Linked DNA regions of Homo sapiens: region 2 is linked to region 1. A link is a loop called in an ENCODE intact Hi-C map of the cell type or tissue named here. Cell type or tissue: Caco-2. All regions are shown on one strand.

What was found. Peaks named below come from ENCODE experiments on the same cell type or tissue, not always from the same donor. Only the 100,000 strongest peaks of a DNase experiment are listed, where the experiment ranks them.
Region 2: a loop joins it to region 1, with 4 times the contacts of the local background. A loop is called at or near these places in 8 of 110 quality-filtered maps.

Annotation. Positions count from the first base shown.
Region 1 is chr1:178,500,309-178,504,308 of GRCh38, reverse strand. LOC101928866 (a long non-coding RNA gene) reads left to right here. Exons shown (of 6, transcript XR_001738307.2): 6 at 2,768-2,851. Among named protein-coding and RNA genes, the nearest start is that of CLEC20A, 5.3 kb to the right of the region's middle. RefSeq lists a silencer at 2,218-2,662. In Caco-2, CTCF peaks have their summits at 2,373 (motif pointing right), 3,541 and 3,744; a DNase peak (open chromatin) is centred at 2,408.
Region 2 is chr1:177,957,400-177,961,399 of GRCh38, reverse strand. CRYZL2P-SEC16B (CRYZL2P-SEC16B readthrough) reads left to right here. Exons shown (of 32, transcript NM_001356506.2): 13 at 461-609; 14 at 997-1,058; 15 at 2,425-2,560; 16 at 3,038-3,268. It overlaps SEC16B (SEC16 homolog B, endoplasmic reticulum export factor), which reads left to right. Exons shown (of 26, transcript NM_033127.4): 7 at 461-609; 8 at 997-1,058; 9 at 2,425-2,560; 10 at 3,038-3,268. Among named protein-coding and RNA genes, the nearest start is that of SEC16B, 11 kb to the left of the region's middle. RefSeq lists an enhancer at 1,106-1,607. In Caco-2, a CTCF peak has its summit at 1,502; no DNase peak of the experiment used is centred here.

The DNA of each region.
Region 1 (4,000 bases):
CATTTCTCTCTCTTGGCTCAGTGATAGGAATGGGAATGGGCACATTCTAAAGCCCCCACCTCCTCCTGCTCTCATTCGTGGTGTTTCCTCCCCTGGCACCTGGCTAATATAAGGGTATTTGTCTAAACCCCACGCCCCCACCAGCCCCTTTTTCCAGGATGGAATATCCCGTTTTTCAGATTCCCTTGAGCAGTCCTCAGCCACAGCTGCACCTGCCACAGCCCCTCCTGAGCTCACTCTCAGACATCCTCTCAAGAGTGCAAACCCCAGCTCCATGTATGGCCCCTCCTGGGGAAGCCCCTGGCCCCGCCTCTGCAGCCTCCTGCTGCTCCTCAACCCGTTTCCACAGCTTGGTTCATGCCAAATGGGAGAGCAGCTTAGGGGCCGGGGACACATGGCACCATTTCCTCATGGAAGGGTGGATGGCTCAGGCTTAAAGAGATGTTGATCTGTCCCATTGCTAAAGGGCAACTGATGAGGAGCTTGGGGCCTGCATCCTCTGTTTCAATGTGTTTCAGTGGCCCTGCCAGTCTTCTTCCTTGTGGGTCCTTAGAGTCAATGGTTTGCCTGCTGGGATACAGGGAACCACTGTCACAAACCAGGTAGTGGCTTGAGCAAGCATTTTTTTTGTGTGTGTGCGTGCCTGTGTGTGTGTATGTGCGTGTTTCTTGGAGACGGAGTCTCGCTCTGTCGCCCAGGTGGAGTGTGGTGACATGATTTCAGCTCACTGCAGCCTCTGCCTCCTGGGTTCAAGCAATTCTCCTGCCCCAGCCTCCCGACTAGCTGGGACTACAGGTGTACGCCGCTATGCCTGGCTAGTTTTTTGTATTTTAGTAGAGACGGGGTTTCACCGTGTTGCCTAGGCTGGTCTCGAACTCCTGAGCTCAGGCAATCTGCCTACCTCGGCCTCCCAAAGTGCTGAGATTACAGGCGTGAGCCACCACACCCGGCCTTGTGTGTGTTTATTTAGCCCACATGACTACCCTAAGAAATAAACACTGCTGCTATTCCCATTTTGCAGGTGAGGAAACTGTTTAACTCAGAAGTTAACTTTTCTGAAGTCACAGCTAAATGGGGGAGCCATGGCTACACAGCCAGCACATTTGACCTGCACCCCAGACTCTTCCCCGAGGGGCATACACCCTCCACCTTCCTTGCTTGGGGAGTAGAGGGGTGGACTGTGTTGACCACTGCACCCCGTGACAGCATTTCCCACTTGACATTTGTAAAATTGTGGTTTAAAAAAATGAGTAAATAGACATGATCCCTGCTTTCCCAGGCCATGCCCCGATGCAGGAGGGTCATCTGCATAGTGTGGATGGAGGGACTCCATCCTTTCCCCCGATAACTCAGTTGGCCTGAGGCGGGTCCTGGAATAGCAGCCTTGGGAAATGAGCCTGGGCTGTAATATCACACAGCCCTGCTCTAAACTCCAGGTCCTTGCCATACCAGTTACATGGCCTTGGGCAGGTTTCTTAACCTCTCTGAACTTGTTTCCTCATTTGTAAAATCGGATATTATACAGTACCTACCTCATAGGGTTTTAACATTTTATTTCTAAGAATTAAATAAGGCAAAGCATGCGAAGGGTGTGACACATGCTCCTTGTGAACCCTAAGTGCCCCCAAAGGCCTCTAGTTCTTGGGGACGATACCCTCCAGTCCTTACTCCTGTCCCAGGATCTCGCAGGGTAGGATGCTCCACTTAGCAGAGACACCAGTGCTTCCCTTTTTTAATGGCTCCACTCCCACCCCCAGGGCTCTGGACCCAGTTCAGAAGTATGTTGGGGTGGGAGTTGGGGGGTGGAGGAGGCTTTAGGGACAGGTGCTCCTGTGGCGGTCCCTGCACTGTCCCTGAAGCCAGCTTTTTCAGAGGCACCCATCACATGTGGTGTGTACCCAACCCACTCCCTCCTTCCCCCTTCCATGAATACTTGAAATAAATAAAATATTAAGAGGAAATTAATCATGTATCTAACCAAGCTATTGGTATGAAATACTTGCTGAAGAAAATTATATGAAGCAGAACAGAAAAGACCAAAACAGTTATATAAAACAAAAGGAATTTAGTAATTTGAAAGGTAAGAGGATCAAAATCAGAGATAATATACATATTAGGTTAATGGGAAGAAAAATAGTCAAATTAGGTACCTAGTATTAACTCAATATTTAGTTGTAAAGGAATCAAGTAGAATTGTTTCTATTTAAGACTAGCTATTAAAGCAGCACTTAAACAGGGGGAAGGGGGTGGAATAAATGAAAGATACAAGCAGCAGTAGCTTAGAATGCAAGGGTTCACCCTTCCTCTCCCCCACCAGCAAAAAGGGCTCTTCAGGTTGAAGGAAGCCGGTCTGGCTGCCCAGTACTGAGTGTTTGCCCCTAGGGGGCGCCCAAGAACAGAGGCTCTCGCCAAGGGATCCAAGTGTTCCAGAAGTACCCCAGTGACCTGCCCCAGCTGCTCCCCTGCTTTCCCTGCCTGCATAGGGATTTAGAGCAGAACTTTTCCCTTGGGCAGAAATGGCCCCACGAGGCACAGGCGACTTCACAGGTCATGTCCAAACCCACACAATCATCAGCAGGAAATCATTTTTATCCAACCACTCATTCAGTCAACATATACCGACTGCCCCTCCTTGCCAGGCATGGCAACCCACACTTATAACAGAGGATGTGGAAACAGATTTAGGTTACAAGCCGAATAAACAGTTCAGAGCAGGGAGCAGGAATAAAGGGAACAAGCTCCTCACCGCAGACACCCTACCTTTCAGGGTGGGCAGGTGTTCCTAAGAGCTGCCCCTCCATCCAATGGGACATGGCCTGTGGCTCTCCAGTGTCCACAAAATGAACAAAGTGCAGCCGAGCTTGAGGTCCTGCGGTCCTTGAGGATGATCTGAACCCACGCAGCTGATGGAGCCTTCGGAGGACACAGGTGCTGTCCCCGTACTGCCCTCAGAGCACAGCCCTGGTCTCCAGTTCACAGCGCCTCCCACAGGGAGAGGAGAAAACCTTCCTTTCTCTGAAGAAATGGAAGGAAGTCTAGCTGAGCCTCTTCTATGGGTCTGGGATGAGGTTGAGTGCTTTATAGACACGAGGCAGGATAAGCTTGTTAGGTAGTAATTTGTGTTTTTTTCCCAGAGCCCTAGGCGGGAGTAGGACCTCAGAGAGGAGCAGCCATGTGGGGGTCCCAGATTCTCAGAACATCCTCCGTCACTGGGGTGGCTCATCCATGGCAGAGCTGGCTGACCTCAAGTCACCCTAAGGACTGGAAACGGGTGTCTCAGTGGTGAGCAGTGCAGACAGGCCCAAGGCAAGACCCAGTCTCTTGTTCTTTCTCTACAGCCTGTGAGTATGTGTGCAAGAGAGTGTGTGTTGGGGGAACAGCCCTGAAAAAAGAGGGGCTCTAATTTCTTCCTTGCTTGGCAGGGTGAGCGCTCAGAGTGAAAGCTAAGTTGCTTTACTGGTTATCAAGGCAGCAGAATAACTGGGATTATCATACATTGGGGTAGGAGTAGAAAATGAGACACCCACTCTAGAAAAGAAAGTGTTTCCTGCACACTGGAATTTGTAAAGTGCATCATATTCATGACAAGGAATCCTCATGATACCGTAATGCCATTGTCAAATAGCTATGTTGACTCTCATCTTGTAGATGAAGAATCAAGGCTCAGAGAAAATCTCTCAAGCTGGCCGCAGGGCTGTTTCCACTGTGCCTGCTCCGATGGTTGGCAGGGGTACTGCGGCCACGGCACACAACTTTAGCAAAAGCACTGTGGGAAACGCAGCTCCCACATTGGGAATGCAGATCTGGTGGTTCTGGGAGAAAAGGTGTGGATTGTAGGAAAGTGAAAGTTGTCTGTCTATAAAGAAGGGTTCTTTAAGCCTGGGTAAAAATGGCATTCCCGTGTTCGGGGATAGGAAAAGAGTGGCTGGGAGTTTCCCTGAACCATTTGGCTTCCTGTAGCTCATGCAAACCAAGTGTTTGTTCCTGGGCCACTTAGGAA
Region 2 (4,000 bases), 540 kb after region 1:
TGATTCCTGGAAGGGAACACTGCCCCTATCCATTATCAAGTTGGGAAAGGAGGCACTCAGTGGTGCTTTTAAGAAAGGGAAGACCAGAGAGAATTAGGAAAAGCAAAAGCAAGATGCAAAGCTTCATTGCTTTGTCTGGATGTAGGAACTTTGTCATGAGTATAGAGGCCATGAAAGCCAGAGACTCCTTGGCCTCTCAGCATCACTGAGAGTCTGGGCTGAGAGCATTATCATTTGGACTGAATCATCAAGCCCACGCATTGTATTCTGACACCTTCTCAGAGGCTTAAATCTGACTGGAGCAGGGAACATGGGCTTCTTCTAATTACACAACCCACCCAGAATCTTATTTTGGTTCAGGCAGAATTTGGGCAGAAATACATCTGTGGCATATTCCTAAACTAAAGAAAAGTGATGGAAGTAACGCTAACAATGTCCATCTGTGTCTGTTGGTCAGAAGATGTCTCCTCAGCTGGTCCCAAAGCACCCATGAAGTTCTACATCCCTCATGTTCCTGTGAGTTTCGGGCCAGGAGGTCAGCTGGTGCATGTAGGTCCCAGCTCTCCCACTGACGGGCAAGCAGCCCTTGTTGAACTGCACAGCATGGAGGTAAAGAAGACCCAGTGTCCCTGGAATGCTGGCACACTGCTTACCCAACTACTCCTAACATGCTTACCTTGCTTTCCTGTGCCTGAGCCGGGGCATCTCCAGGAATGGGATGCTCTTGCGGGAAACTGGGCCATGTACCCCCTGGATTAGGAGGGTGCAGGAATGGGTGGGGCTCTTCTCTGAAAGAATTGATGCTACAGTTGTGTTTTTCCTGAGATGTCAATGTCTCATCTTTAGCAACAAAATTCACTTTTTTCTTTCTGCTTTCTCCACAAGGCCTTGAGCCATATCCTAGCCCCACGGCCTTGGGGTCTGACACTAGACTTGACTGAAAGGGGCCTAGGGTGGCCACAGTCTTAAACACAAAATCTGATTGTTTTATTCCAGGTTATTCTTAATGATTCCGAAGAGCAAGAGGAGATGAGAAGTTTCTCAGGACCCTTGATTAGGTATAGTGCTGTAAGAGCTGCTGAGTAAGGGCTTTTGAAACCTAGAAAATCTTCCTGCCCAGATCAGCATTTTGGAGATTTGTTCTTGGTTTCCTTGGAAAAAAATATCTGTCCTTGTTGGAGTGGAATTCTCTGTGCTGCAAGATAGAACCAGATGTGGCCTGAGTCATTTTGACAAGCCATTCAATAGTTGAAGGACAGAAAGAAAAATTAGCATGACAGTTTAGAAATCTAAAACCAGTTCCATTATGCAGAGGCTGCATGGTTGGAAGTTTTAGCATTCCGTGTGCTTGATAGATGTTAGTAGAAAAGTGGAGCATCGCCTGGGAAGTCACTGACAAGTGGATCATAGCAGAAACAATTCTTGTAACAGTGGCTTTTTCCTGGAGAGGTAAATAAGATCGGCAGTGTTCAAGTTACAGAACAGTGTGCAAGTGAGCCCTCTGCAGTACTGAACTAGGACTGCTTTTAAATGTCTAGTTATATTTCTGATAAATGTAACTCAGGGCATCTTTGTTGAGGAGAGAGTCCTTGCTGGATGACAGCCCACGTGGGTCTCAGGCTCAGGCGTCTTACTGACTAGGAATACCATGGTGGACAGGTCAGTTAGCCCTCTCTGAACCTTAGTTTTCCCCTTGAGAAATGGTATAACACCTGCTCTCCCTACCCGAGGCTTGTCTATGAGTCTCAAGTCAGATTATGCACATGGAAAGTATCATCACTACTATATAAATGTATTCCTCAAATGGCATTTGACGGTTCCCTCAAGTAAAAATGAGTGTTATCTCTTTCTTACAAACAGGTATACAGATATGGGGCAAAAAAGCGAGTTGGGTATTCAAACACTGGGGTACTAAGCCTAACTTGGCTTTGATGTTATTGGATAATCTTGAGCAAATCATAATGCCAATCATATTGATCACTTAATATATGCCACACAATTTTCTAATTCCTTTTTGTATGGAGGTAGGTCCTTTTACTGTCCCTATTTTAGGGGACAAAGCTGAGGCTCAGAGGAGGTAAGAAACTTGTCTAAACAGAGAAGTGGCAGAGCCAGATTTAGATCCAGGGTTGTCTGACTCCAAAGTCTGCTTTTACTTGCTTTCCTGTGCAGTGACTTCAGGTCTCTGAGCCTCTGTTTCTTCATCTATAAAGGGGGTGCATGAGAGAATCTCTGAAATTTCTTCTTGTTCTATAAGAAAATAACTATCCTATAGCTATAGACTCATTACCTTAGCCCTGGCTTGTCAGATTTCTATCTCAATCACAGCCCAGCCAGCACTTGCACACTTAGGAGGAGCCTGGGGTCCGAAACAGGGAAGTGTCTGCCTGCTCACTCTTTGCTCCCTAAATTTTTTCCATGTAGGGAAGATGTACATAAGGTGGATATTATGACGTTTTGCCAGCAGAAAGCAGCTCAGAGCTGCAAATCTGAGACACTGGGGAGCAGAGACTCAGCTCTACTGTGGCAGCTCTTGGTTCTCCTTTGTCGCCAGAATGGGGTAAGTTCTGTTCTGGTGGGAGAGCAGGTGCAGGCTGAAATTTAAGTCTTCATGGGATAGATAAGATTATGTTTATGACATGATTATGAAAAGCAATATTAAAGAAGCCACAAATTGCCCCAAGGGAAAAAATTGCTCAAATGTCAATGCGAGTTTGCTAACGCAGATCTTCCCTGATGATCTTCTTCCTTGGTCTGGGAAAATTGTACAGTTTCTGGGTTATTGCACCAGCCAGATAATATACCTGTGAAATTGTGAATGTTTCTGGTAAGCTTTATGGCTCCTGACAGGCAGAAAATAACCATGATAGTGATGCTGAAGTCTGAAATATAGCAATCTAACAAAGGACTGCCTTATGTTTGCATAATTGGCTTCCATGTGAAGAAGGCAGGCTCCCTGGTGCCTTCCTTCTCCAGCTGGGGCTGCCAGCCTGAGGACTCATAGGATTCTCCCCAGATGATCCTCTTTGCCTTACAGTCCATGGTGGGGTCTGACATCGCTGAGCTGCTAATGCAAGACTGCAAGAAGCTGGAGAAGTACAAGCGGCAGCCCCCTGTGGCCAACCTCATCAACCTGACCGATGAGGACTGGCCAGTGCTGAGCTCTGGGACCCCGAACCTGCTCACGGGAGAGATCCCCCCCAGTGTGGAGACACCTGCGCAGATCGTGGAGAAATTCACTAGGCTGCTCTACTATGGAAGGAAGAAGGCAAGTATGCCCTTCCCCCATACTTATTTTGAAAAAGCAATCACCATCCCTCTCCACCACTCACCGCTGCTCAAATTATGTGAATAGTATATACTCATTTCAGGGAGGATGCAAGAAGTTCGGAAAGACAGAACAAAGAAAATGAAAACACCCATAGTTCTACCACTAAAAGACAATGAACTATTAAATGAAATAAGCCAGGTACAGAAAAACAAACATCACATGTTCTCACTTATTTGTGGGATCTAAAAATCAAAACAATTGAACTCATGGAGATAGACAGTAGAAGGATGGTTATCAGAGGCTGGGAAGGGCAGTAGGGGAGGGTGGGAGGGAGGGTGGGTGGGTTAATGGGTGCAAAAAAAAGTTAGAATGAATAAGACTTAGTATTTGATAGCACAAAAGGGGAACTATAGTCCATAATAGCTTAATTGTACATTTAAAGATAACTAAAAGAGTATAATTGGGTTGTTTGTAACACAAAGGATAAAGGCTTGAGGGGATGGATGCCCCATTTATCAGGATGTGATTATTATACATTGCATGCCTGTACCAAAATATCTCATATTTTTTACTCCATAAATATATATACCTACTATGTACTCATACAAATTAAAAATAAAAAAGATAATACCTGTTAACATTTTGATACATTTACTTCCAGCATTTTCCCATGCATATATATTAAAAAGAAAATAAAATTGCATATACAGTTGTTTATTTCTCTTTTTA